Regions from separate parts of the Homo sapiens genome. Here region 1 is linked to region 2. Evidence: read pairs that join two places in POLR2A ChIA-PET (ENCODE). Cell type or tissue: CD4-positive, alpha-beta T cell. All regions are shown on one strand. Links, peaks and the distances in the headings refer to the core of each region. The heading gives the core; the rest is flanking DNA. Region 1 overlaps LINC02408 (long intergenic non-protein coding RNA 2408). Region 2 holds the start of LINC02442 (long intergenic non-protein coding RNA 2442).

Region 1 (5,380 bases), core at 145-5,144, 53 kb before region 2:
ACAGTAGGGCTTCCAATGACAGCTACACAGAATTTTCAGTTTCTTCATTTCACTCTTCAAAGTTTGGCCTTGTGGTAGACTCTTTACCAACTTTTTCTATTTTTCCAGCTGCTTCTGTTCTTAACTGCACTGGACTTTGGAGGTTCTTGCTTCTGTGATGTGCTGTATGGAATGTTTGTTGCTGATGACTAATTGTTCTGGGTGTAACTTCTCTGGGCGACGTCCAGTTCTCCATCCCCCTGCAAAATAAGCCAACTCTGATTTATATGTCTGCGAATCTCTGCTGAGCCATGGAGGTGGTTGTGGAGGGGAGTTGGAGTAGAAATGCTGTTGGAAACAGTACAGTTTGCTATGGCTTCCAGCTCAAGAGCGAGTCAAATGTTGGCTGCTGCTCAAGGTCAAAACTTGGGCAGAGGAGCAGAATTAGGTCTTGTCCATACAAATGTGATTCTAATGAGAATCCATCCATTCTTATTACTGGCTAAGTGGAAGGCCATGAGGATAGTTTCAAAGTTGGGAAGATGCAACCCTGAACCTTCTCCAGGGTTTCAGTGCCGTGTCTCGGAGTTGCTGTTGCAGGGAGTCACACTCTGCCCTTTTGGGGCTGGACAAGTCACCTCCAGATGGAGGCACAGCATTTAGAAGATGCTTCCTCTGAAAATCCCTCCTGGCTTTTGCATTTAATCGTTTCTGACCCAGTGTCATTTAAATCACAATGCCACCTTTGAGAGCTTTCCCTTACAGAAGGACTGTGGTGCAGCAGGCTGCCCAGCCATGCTCGCATGCATGAGAAATAAACAGCATTGACAGGCGAAAGAAATGGGATTATGGCACTTTTTTTTACTGGCTTCCTGCTTCACTACCTTTCAGCATTTCCCTAGGTAAATTCCATTCTTCACTTTCCCACACCACTTCCGGTGACCAAATATTGTCACTTGACGTGGAGCTCCGAGTCAGGCCCAAACCAAGGAAGTGACAGAGAGAGAATGGCATAGTTGTAATGGTGATGCAGGCAACAGCCTGAGAAGCCATTCTATTACCAGGACTCTTGTCTTAGTGGAAAAAGGATCACACTAAAATCCTTAAATGGAATGTGTTCAAGACAGTTTTAATGCCACTTCCTCCCAAGTACTTCCTTCCTTTTCAATCCCTACAGGTTGCCACTCTGCATTCTGGAAGGCTGAATGTAGGAAGAAAATAGCAAACATGGAAACCCTTGCAAGGAATGATTTGAGTATATTTATTTTTTGATTTGTTTTCCAAAGACTTTCAGATTAGGGGTTATGCATATTTTAGTCTTAGGTGGGTAAGGTGTAGCATTTAAGAATCATCTCTGTGTTTCTAGAACAAGAGTAGACATAAGAGAGAGGCGAGAAACACATCCTTATCAGGATAGTCTAGGTTATGCTGTGAGAACAAAGTCTCTCGAATCTCAGCAGTTTGCTGGAACAAAGGTCTATATTTTGTCCAAGCTATATATTTGTCATGGGTCAGCTGAACTCACTTCCACGTTGCCTTCCTGCTGGGACCTAGGCTAATGGAGCAGCATCTATTGGAAACATTCGTGGTATTGTTACAGAGGAAAAAGAAACATGGAAAACCACTCACTGGCTCTTAACGCTTCTGGTCATAAGTGACATATGTCCTTCCTGCTTGAATTCCATTGGCTAACACAAGCTATATGGCCACACCTGAGTTCAGCAGGACATGTTTTATCCTCTTGCAGGAGAACTACCACAGAGAAGGCCTCTGGAATATTTGGCAAGATCATAGTAATACAATCTGCTACACCCAAGTTTAAAAAATATTTAGCATGTGATAAAGATACATTTCAAATTATTGAAAGAAAGAATAAAACAAGTGGTCCTGGGGAGATTGGTAGCTTGGAAAAATGAAATAAAATGAGGTTATTATTGCATGTCATGCTTAAAAATAGAATGGATTCAAGCTAAAAAATAAGAAGAAATATAGATCAGTAACTTACAATATTGGACGTCAAATGCTTCTTTATGTATAAAAGCAAAGGTGGAAACTATAAAGGCCAAGACTAGTTAGAGCTTATTATAGAAAAATAAAATCCTTTAATAAGTAAAAAAAAAAAAAAAATAAACAGAACTAAAAGCCAACAACAAAAGGGATAAAAATATTTCCAATTTAAATAGCAAACGATCAATGCTTTTACTGATAGAGGAGTTCTTACTCATCAGGAAGACAAAGATGTTGAGTTGAATAGGTTTTTGCTTTTTGGATCAGATTTCCTTTTAACCATGCAGAGTCCAGGTGGGAACTTCTCTCATTTTGATTCATTTGGTGCATTTGGCTTCATTCTCTCATTTTAGTGAAGATCCTCTGCTTCACCCTGGGTTCAGGTTGCATTTTGCAGGCTTCCCACGTGACATCCTATGTGGTCAGAATCAAGAGACCATTATCTCAGCCCCTATCCCACATAGGTGAGGTTGGATTTCTACAGGCTTCTGCAGGAGCAGGCCAAGGACTTCCAAAATCTAATCTCCATCTACTCACATCTCACCACCTTCTCCATTGCCACCGTCATCCCCCTTGAGCCATTGCAGTCCCTTCCAAACAGCTTTTCTATTCCTGTTCCTGCCTCCCAGAATGCAATGTCTTTATAGCAGTAAATCAACTTCTAGCTTAAAACTCTCCAGTGGCTTTCAGGTGCACCTAGAATAAAATCTGACCCTTACCTTGGTTTACGAGGTCCTTTGTGAGCAGGCCCCTCCTAACTCTGTGACTCGTGGCACCCTCTGTGCACTCTTCAGGCTGCAGCCCTGTGGACCTTCTCCCCCTTGCATCAAATGCAACATGCTTGTTCCTGCCTCTGGGGCACTGGCCTTTCTCTCCTGGGTCCCCTCTGCCCAGGAGGCTCCTCCCTGCGTCCTCACATGGCTGGCTCCATTCTCACATTTCCACACTTAGAATCCTTCTCTGACCATATAATTTGAGCACCAGCCCTTACCCCCATCACTCTTGAGCTCCTTGTACTATTTTGTATTGTTTATAGCAGTTACTGCTTATTCAATATTATTTGTTTGTGGTTTGTTGTCATTCTCCTCCTACTAGAAGGAAAACTTTGTGAGAACAGGACCTTGTCCATCCCCGTGTTCACCACTGCATTTCCAGTTCCTGGGACATAGAAGGTGCTCAATAAATATTCATGGAATTGATGCATTCCTTAGAGGATAGCATCTGGTTAACAAATTTTCTTTTGCTATTATTGACAGCACAACTTTGATGGATTATTGTGCTACACAACCTCCTTCCTGGCAGGGAGAGAGGGGGCAGGGGGAGAATGAGGCAGACAAGTACATCTTTGCTGGAGCCAGAAACTGATGCTTCTGTTTATTGTCTTATGGTATCAGCCTCTAAAAAAGATGTTTTATAGGGCATGATACTGTATCTCCAACAAGAATGCAAGTTCTATTTTACAGGTGCCTGAGACACAAAGGGCCCTGGTCACTTTTCCAAGGTGTCATGTTTTCTTTTGGCTCAAGCTCATACCCAGAAACCTGGATAAAATTCTGTACTGGACAACTTGGGAGCTGTCAAAACTCCCTAACTTGTAAGCAAGCTGACCATAACACATTAGAAGGAAGCCTTTCAGAAAAACTAAACATCTAATAGATAAACTCCAATAACCTAAAATTCCACAACCTCACACCATCCTAAATAAGGCATCTGTTTAGCATAATGAGAAAAATATGGAATATGTGTCCAAATAACCTGGATTTGAATCATAGTTTTACCACCAAGAAAAGCTGGGTGAATAGAAAAAAAATCATTTCAGGCCAGGCATAGTGGCTCACGCCTGTAATCCCAGCACTTTGGGAGGCCGAGGCGGGTGGATCATGAGGTCAGGAGACCAAGACCATCCTGGCTAACACAGTGAAACCCCGTCTCTACTAAAAGTACAAAACATTAGCCAGGCGTGGTGGCACGTACCTGTAGTCCCAGCTACTCGGGAGACTGAGGCAGGAGAATCATTTGAACCCAGGAGGTGGAGGTTGCAGGGAGCTGAGATCATGCCACTGCACTCCAACCTGGGCAACGGAGTGAGACTCCATCTCAAAAAGAAAAATTTGTCTTCCTAATCATCATAAAACTATTGTTGTTAGGATTAGAAAAGGAGGTCTGCAAAATTGCTGAATGTGGCACTGGGCATATAGCTGGCAGTCAATAAGGGATAGCTTGATCTGAATAAATGTCCAGGCAAGTTGCTATATGAGGAGAGCCTTCTCTGCCTTGAGATACTGTGTCATTCTAAAGGCAGACCAAATGTGTGGATGTTTAGGTACTATCAAGTCGGAGGCACTGTATTTTTTTCTTTTCAAATTATTTGATATTATAGGGGAAAAAATCAGAACTTCTTGGACATTTTTAGACTTGTTTTACAGTTAAGCATTAACTCTGTGTAGAGGAAAGAGCTCTGTATCATTTTTGATGCTTAGAGCTTCAGCAGGTATTAATGGTCCCTGTCCTTCCTCTTCCTGTGATTGATCCCTTGGCTACCATGACCAGCTGTCTCCGATCTTCTGCTGGATCAGCTGCCTATCGCCTTGTGCCTTTTCACTGTGGGTTCTTTTGATAGTATTGGGCAGATGGGGTGGCAAGTCTCAAAGTCCCATGGTGGCTGCAGCCATGATCAGAATGTTTCTAAGGGAGCCCCAACTCTGCCACTGAGACGTGTGAGCAGAGCCCATGCTTCTTTTGCATTTATCCTCTCTGTTTTCATTCAGTGCCTCTGCAGACCCTAATGTCCTAGGGCGTGGGGTGGACGGTCCTCCTCAGAGAATGGCTCTGAGTAACCTCATCTCTGATGCCAGACAACAGCCACGGGGGATGTCTGAATCCTGATCTCCGCCTCCTCTCCAGACATCGCCTGAGCACACCCTTCGTCAGGGGAGCAGTCCCTATTTTCCACAGTCTAGGAGGGTGTTGACAAAACCTCTGATTCATTCCTCAGGCAATAGATGAAATCTGTCACCTCAATCAACGCAATGCTTGATGACAAGCACAGCATCGAGAGTTCTGTCCTAATATAGGTGAAATTCTATATACATTTTAGGTATCTTTGAGCCTTTTTTCATTGAACTTTAATGGAATTAGAAGCACTCCTGCCCTTTTCAAAAAATAGTTATTCTTAATAAGAACATATGAACATATGCTTATTATTCTTAATAACTATTTTTTGAAAAGGGACAGGAGCATTGCAAACAGGAAAGAAAATAAAGGGATAGCAGAGAAACAGAAATTTTGCATGGCAGTTTTGGAAAAATAAAGGAGATATAGCAGGAGAAAAAACTCCAGGACTTACAAAGACACTTCCCGCAGAAGGCAGGAGACCAGCGGGGAGGCTGCTATG
Region 2 (5,380 bases), core at 316-5,315:
AATTGAGATGGCATCTGCTTTCTTCCCAGCAAAAATACCTGAGGCACAGAAACCCAAAAAGCCTACTTAAAGTTGAGGAAGGGGAATACAAAGAGAACAAGCCCAAATTAATACATTAATAAACTGCCCAGCCACACATCGTCTGTTTTACAGAGGCTCCCTTCTTCATTAATTCGACAGATGGTGAAGCCTTTAGAGGGAGCACCTTTGTTCTCATAAACCCTTCTTTTGGACAATTACACTTCTTTAATTGTTGTATGCTTTACAACACTCTTTCACATACATTATCTCATAGTAGGGAAAATATTATTATCCTCACATGTAGACGGAGAAAGAAATAAAGACCTGAAGGAGTGTAAATGATGTCATCATCAGCACCCCTCAATCAGTATTTTTTGGCAACTCCATGCAAACAGTTTTTAAAAGTCTCAAAAGCCAAATATCACCATCCTGATAGCTGCTTTGGTTTCATAAATTCAGAGGCTTTTTCTTTTTAAAGTCTTTTGAATGAGTCTCTAAGGATTGATATCCTCAAATAATATTTGCATTTGGCCCTGTATAGTGGATACAAAAACAAAAACAATCAACAAAAAAGAATACTGCTCTTTTACTCTTGTGAGGACAACAAAACCTTAAATGCATCTAGACACAAAAACATTTTCAACACACAGTTCATAGGAATGTCACCCAGATGCAGTAACTGAGAGACAAATGGGATTATTTGATTTGGAAGAAAGTGCATCGGTATTGTGATGGTAAGCCAGCCTCCTCCATTGCCACTTTGTTTCTTCCCAGCAGAATCACAAATTCATTTAGGTACCTACTCCACCCCATGAACCTCAGGAGAAGCTGAGTTCCAGGAGTGGATGTTATTGGTCTAAACCTAGCATTATCTCTTTTTTCCAAGAATTAGCCAGAAATTCCATGTCACCCATTCTGGTCAGTAGGATGGAAGAAACGATTTTCTGGAAGTTTCTGGAAAAGCTTTTACACACGTAAGACACAGAAATACAGTTTCTCTCTTCCAGCTGATGGGAGTGAAGATGCTAGTACTTCAAGCCCTCCTGGTAGCCATCCTAGATCCTGATGGACCTGCCTGAGATGGTATTGATGGGAGGATAGAGAGGAAGAAGTTCCCAGGTCATTGATAAAATCACTGGGCAACTGGGTCAGCCAATTCTGAAGCTTGTCTTACCTCTGGACTTTCTTTTATGTAATCTAACACTTGTCCTAATTATTTGAGCCAGATAGAGTTTGGTTTTCTGTTCCTTGCTGCCAAAAGCATCCTAACTGACACAAAGAATTATTCCTCTTCCACATTTGTCTTCCTTTCACAGATGAAGAAATAGGGACCCAGAGAAGCCATATAATGTATGCCAAGGTCACACAACCATGATTAAATGCCTTTTTTGTGTGTGAGATGGGGTTTCACTCTGTCACCCAGATTGGAGTCCAGTGGTGCAATCTCAGCTCACTGCAACCTCTGCCTCCCTGGCCCAAGCGACTCTCATGCCCCAGCCTCCTGAGTAGCTGGGACTACAGGCATGTGCCACCACACCCAACTAATTTTTGTATTTTTGTGTAGAAATGGGTTTTGGTCATGTTGCCCTGGCTGGTCTCGAACTCCTGAGCTCAGGCAATCCACCCACCTCAGCCTCCCAAAGTGCTGGGATTACAGGCGTGAGCCACTGCACCCAGTCTGTTTAAATGCCAACTTTATAAACCTAAGATTAGTTGTAAAGGAAATTTTAGAGATGGCTTTCAACATAAGTTGGGTAGCAGATTTATAACAAAGTTCTGGCTGACATTTAGAATAGTGATAAGCTGAGTAATAATATTCAACAGGGAATCTCAGATAACTTCAAGGGGCCTTTTGGAGTCCTGGTGTTTCAATCCAGAAATTCCTTATCCTCTCAGCATTACGTCTGCCAAGCCTACACACCAAGAAACCTGGCCCTGGGATGTTCTAGACAACAAGAAGTTCCATTTAACCACATTCCTTTAAAGTCAAGGGCCAGACTTAGGAAGCCAGCTTCTTGCTTTCTCTCTTCAAGCCCCTACCCGGGTACTTCTAGAGTATGAGAATCAAGGTGCCCAGAAAACAGAAACCAGCAGCCCAAATTGGAGAGAATTTAGACCTTAAAATCTTCATGGGCTCAAAAATTTTCTCATTAGTATCTGCCTTCTGATCATAACGGTCCCAGAAAATTCAAAACATGTCTTGCGGATCTGAAGCCACCCTGCATCTCCAGTGTTAGCGTAGCTCAATCCCCTTTTGTTTTCTACGTTCTTCTCCTTCTCTTCTACCGTCTTTGTCCACACCTCCCACATGTCCACCATATCCAGCCTGGGAAAGGTGCAGCCATGGCTGGGCACGGGAAGGAAAAGGAGGAGTGATGTGCCGTCCCCTCCCCGAAGTCTCAGCCCCAGGGTGGGGTATTATTCTACTTCCTAATCCTTACATTTCTGCAGTGGTTCCTGTCTCTAAAGTCTTCATGTCTCCCTCCACCATGTTTCTTGATGACACCAGAGTTTTATTTGAGAAACATGGAAAAACTGGCCAGTGAGCCCCTCAACCCCAAACCACACCCCCTTTGTGTGGCAGCACAATTAATACGAAGTCCCAGTGTTTGTGTCTGTAGCCTATATTGTTTGCCGTCTGCCTTTGGGAGAGGCAGACCTCCTTCAGGGTCTATCAGCGGCACTTTATTGTTTGTATCTTCTATTTAAATTTTTAATACGGATACATTGATAATTTTAATTAAAAATAACTTTCTGCATTACTTCACAACCTGTTTCTTTTTTTTAGTTTGCGGTAATATGTTGAGAATAGTATGTGATACCTGTGGCAGGAGAGAGGAGTAGATTCCTTTTAAGGCAGTTAGAGGAACTCCTTGTTGTTCAGGCAAGCACCAAGGCAAGAAGCAGTGACAATTTTTCACTGACAGTGCCCCAAACTTGCCCTGCAAAGCTTAAAAGGAGACGCTGCTCTTTGAGGTCCACTGCTTGAATCCAAGGCATGTGCTATGCTTAGTGGAGTGTGTTTAGAGCTCCTTTTTCCAACATGCCAAAAAAAAAAAAAAAAAAAAAAAAGATGCTCATGCTACTTCTTGCTTTCTGTCTATTTCTTTCTTGCCCTTAGGCTTAAAAGTAAGCATGATGGAGAACAAGAGAGAAGGCGTGCCCTGGCAACCATTGCCAGGAAACAGATTTCACTGAAGTCATAAATTAGAAAGATAACCCACTTACCGGAGGTGGGTTCATATGCAATGCTGAAAAATCTGCCAGTATAGAGAATATTGCTACCTTTAGCTTCAGTTTTTTTAATCACTCATGTTTGATAATTATAAAGATGTTTAAAGAGGAAATCATGATGTATAATCCTATCACTGTGTAAGCTCTGCTGATACTTTTTCTCATATAAATGTTTTCTTATGTAAAAATAATAAATACACATGGTAAAACAAAAATCAGACAGAAATATACAAAACAGAAAGTAAAAGTCTACTTAACATATGCTTCCTGCTTTCTTTATTTTTTAAGCTTAAATTTGCCAAAGGAGCTTCCTACTTTCAAAAACTTCTTTACACACACATATATAAATGTGTGTTCTTTTTTATTATTTATGTAAAAGAGATAATGCTGCTCACTTTTTTGGTCTTATATCTTTATTTTTCACTTTTTGGAAATCTACATCAATATTTTAATTCTGCTCTATGACTACATCATATTTTATTGAACCAATCTGCTTTGCAAATGAATTGGTGGATATTGTTGTCAATGAATGATTAAAGGACTTCAACACATTAGAATTAAAATGAAGCTATGAAATCACCTCAATTACCATTTATGAATTTATTATCTCTACTTAACAAGTGTTTATTGAGCACCTAGTATATACCAGACATTTTCTTAGGTGCCAGGGATGTAAGCAGGATAATCATCTCTGAGTCAAATGGATCATAGCCTAAGTGGAGGGAGATAGCTCAGCAAATCAATAATTACTGTCACTGCTGAGATATGAATAACAAAAAATGCTGTAGCCACTGAGATTAGAAGCCCAGTGTAAGCTAAAGTTAAAGGGTTAATGAGGAGAAAATCTTGAGCAAGCCACATGTGGGAAGGCTTGAAGACATGAAGTAGCACAATGTATTCATGGAGGTGCAAGAATTTGGGGGTGGTCAGAGCACAAGTTTCGTGAGGGAATCCAGCCTAGGCAACAGAGCAAGAGCCCATCTCTAAGGCCTTTAAGCTAGAGACAGAGGCTGGGGTCAAAGCCATACCACAAACTTTATCCCAAAAGCCATAGGGAGTCATTGAGGTTTTAAGTACTGTGGGGAGAAGGGAAATGGGAGTGATGTGATAATTTTTAAATAATTTAAGAAAAAAGCAAAAATTAAGGATTAAAATAGAAAAACTTCTGGCTACAAATTCACTCTCAGCATAGAGAAAGGAAATAAGAGCTAGATAAGAAAAATAAACGGGCTGCAGGTGCAGTGGCTTATGTCTGTAATCCCAGCATTTTGAGAGGCTGAGGTGGGAGGATCACTGTAGTTCAAGACCAGCCTGGGCAACAAGGTGAGACTCTGTCTCTATAAAAATAAAAATTAAAAAAATTAACTGAGCATGGTTGCTCATGCCTCTAGTCCTAGCTGCTTGAAAGGCTGAGATGGGAGAATCGCTTGAGCCCAGGAGTTTGAGATTATAGTGAGCTATGATTGCACCACTGCACTCCAGCCTGGGTAACAGAATGATGAAAACCCATCTCTTAAAAAAAATGAAAGAAGGAAGGAAGAGAGAGAGAGAAAGAAAGGAAGGAAGGGAGAAAAGAAAGAAAGAAAGAGAGAGAGAGAAAGAAGGAAAAGAAAGAAAGAAAGAAAAAGAAAGACCAAGCAAGCAGGGAGGGAGGGAGGAAGAAAGGAAGGAGAAAAGAGAAAAGGAAGGAAGGAGAGAGAGAAAGAAAGAAGAAAGGAAAGAAAGAAAGAGAGAAAGAAAAGAAAAAGAGAAAAAGAAAGGAAGGAAGGAAGGAAGGAAGGAAGGAAGGAAGGAAGGACGGAAAGGGAAAAGAGAAAAGGAAGGAAGGGGAAAAAAGAAAAGAAAGAAAAGGAAGGAAGGAAGGCAACAACAACAACAAAAACAGATTTCAAATGAAAAGTGAGTACGACAGGATACTGAGAGTATGAGCAAGATAACAAATTATTAAAGGATAGTTAAGAAAGGTAAATTAAATTTTTGATACAATATTCTAACTTAAATCATTCTAATGAATTTAATTCTCAATAAATATACTTCATAAAATCCATCAGGTAAGATGATCTTTGGCAAAGAAAAACTAGGATCCTTCTGAGTGGTGCACTGGAGCCAGCTAAATTGGTCATGG

What was found. ChIA-PET counts read pairs that join two places held together with the same protein. Peaks named below come from ENCODE experiments on the same cell type or tissue, not always from the same donor. Only the 100,000 strongest peaks of a DNase experiment are listed, where the experiment ranks them.
Region 1: POLR2A ChIA-PET joins it to region 2 with 5 read pairs; 4 of 35 experiments call an interaction of 5 or more read pairs at or near these places.

Annotation. Positions count from the first base shown.
Region 1 is chr12:67,534,650-67,540,029 of GRCh38, forward strand. All of the region lies in intron 1 of LINC02408 (long intergenic non-protein coding RNA 2408), which reads left to right. Among named protein-coding and RNA genes, the nearest start is that of LINC02408, 17 kb to the left of the region's middle. In CD4-positive, alpha-beta T cell, for the core only: no CTCF peak of the experiment used is centred there; no DNase peak of the experiment used is centred there.
Region 2 is chr12:67,587,404-67,592,783 of GRCh38, forward strand. LINC02442 (long intergenic non-protein coding RNA 2442) reads right to left here and starts at 2,587. Exons shown (of 3, transcript NR_183543.1): 1 at 2,463-2,587. RefSeq lists a silencer at 2,204-2,423. In CD4-positive, alpha-beta T cell, for the core only: no CTCF peak of the experiment used is centred there; a DNase peak (open chromatin) is centred at 3,188.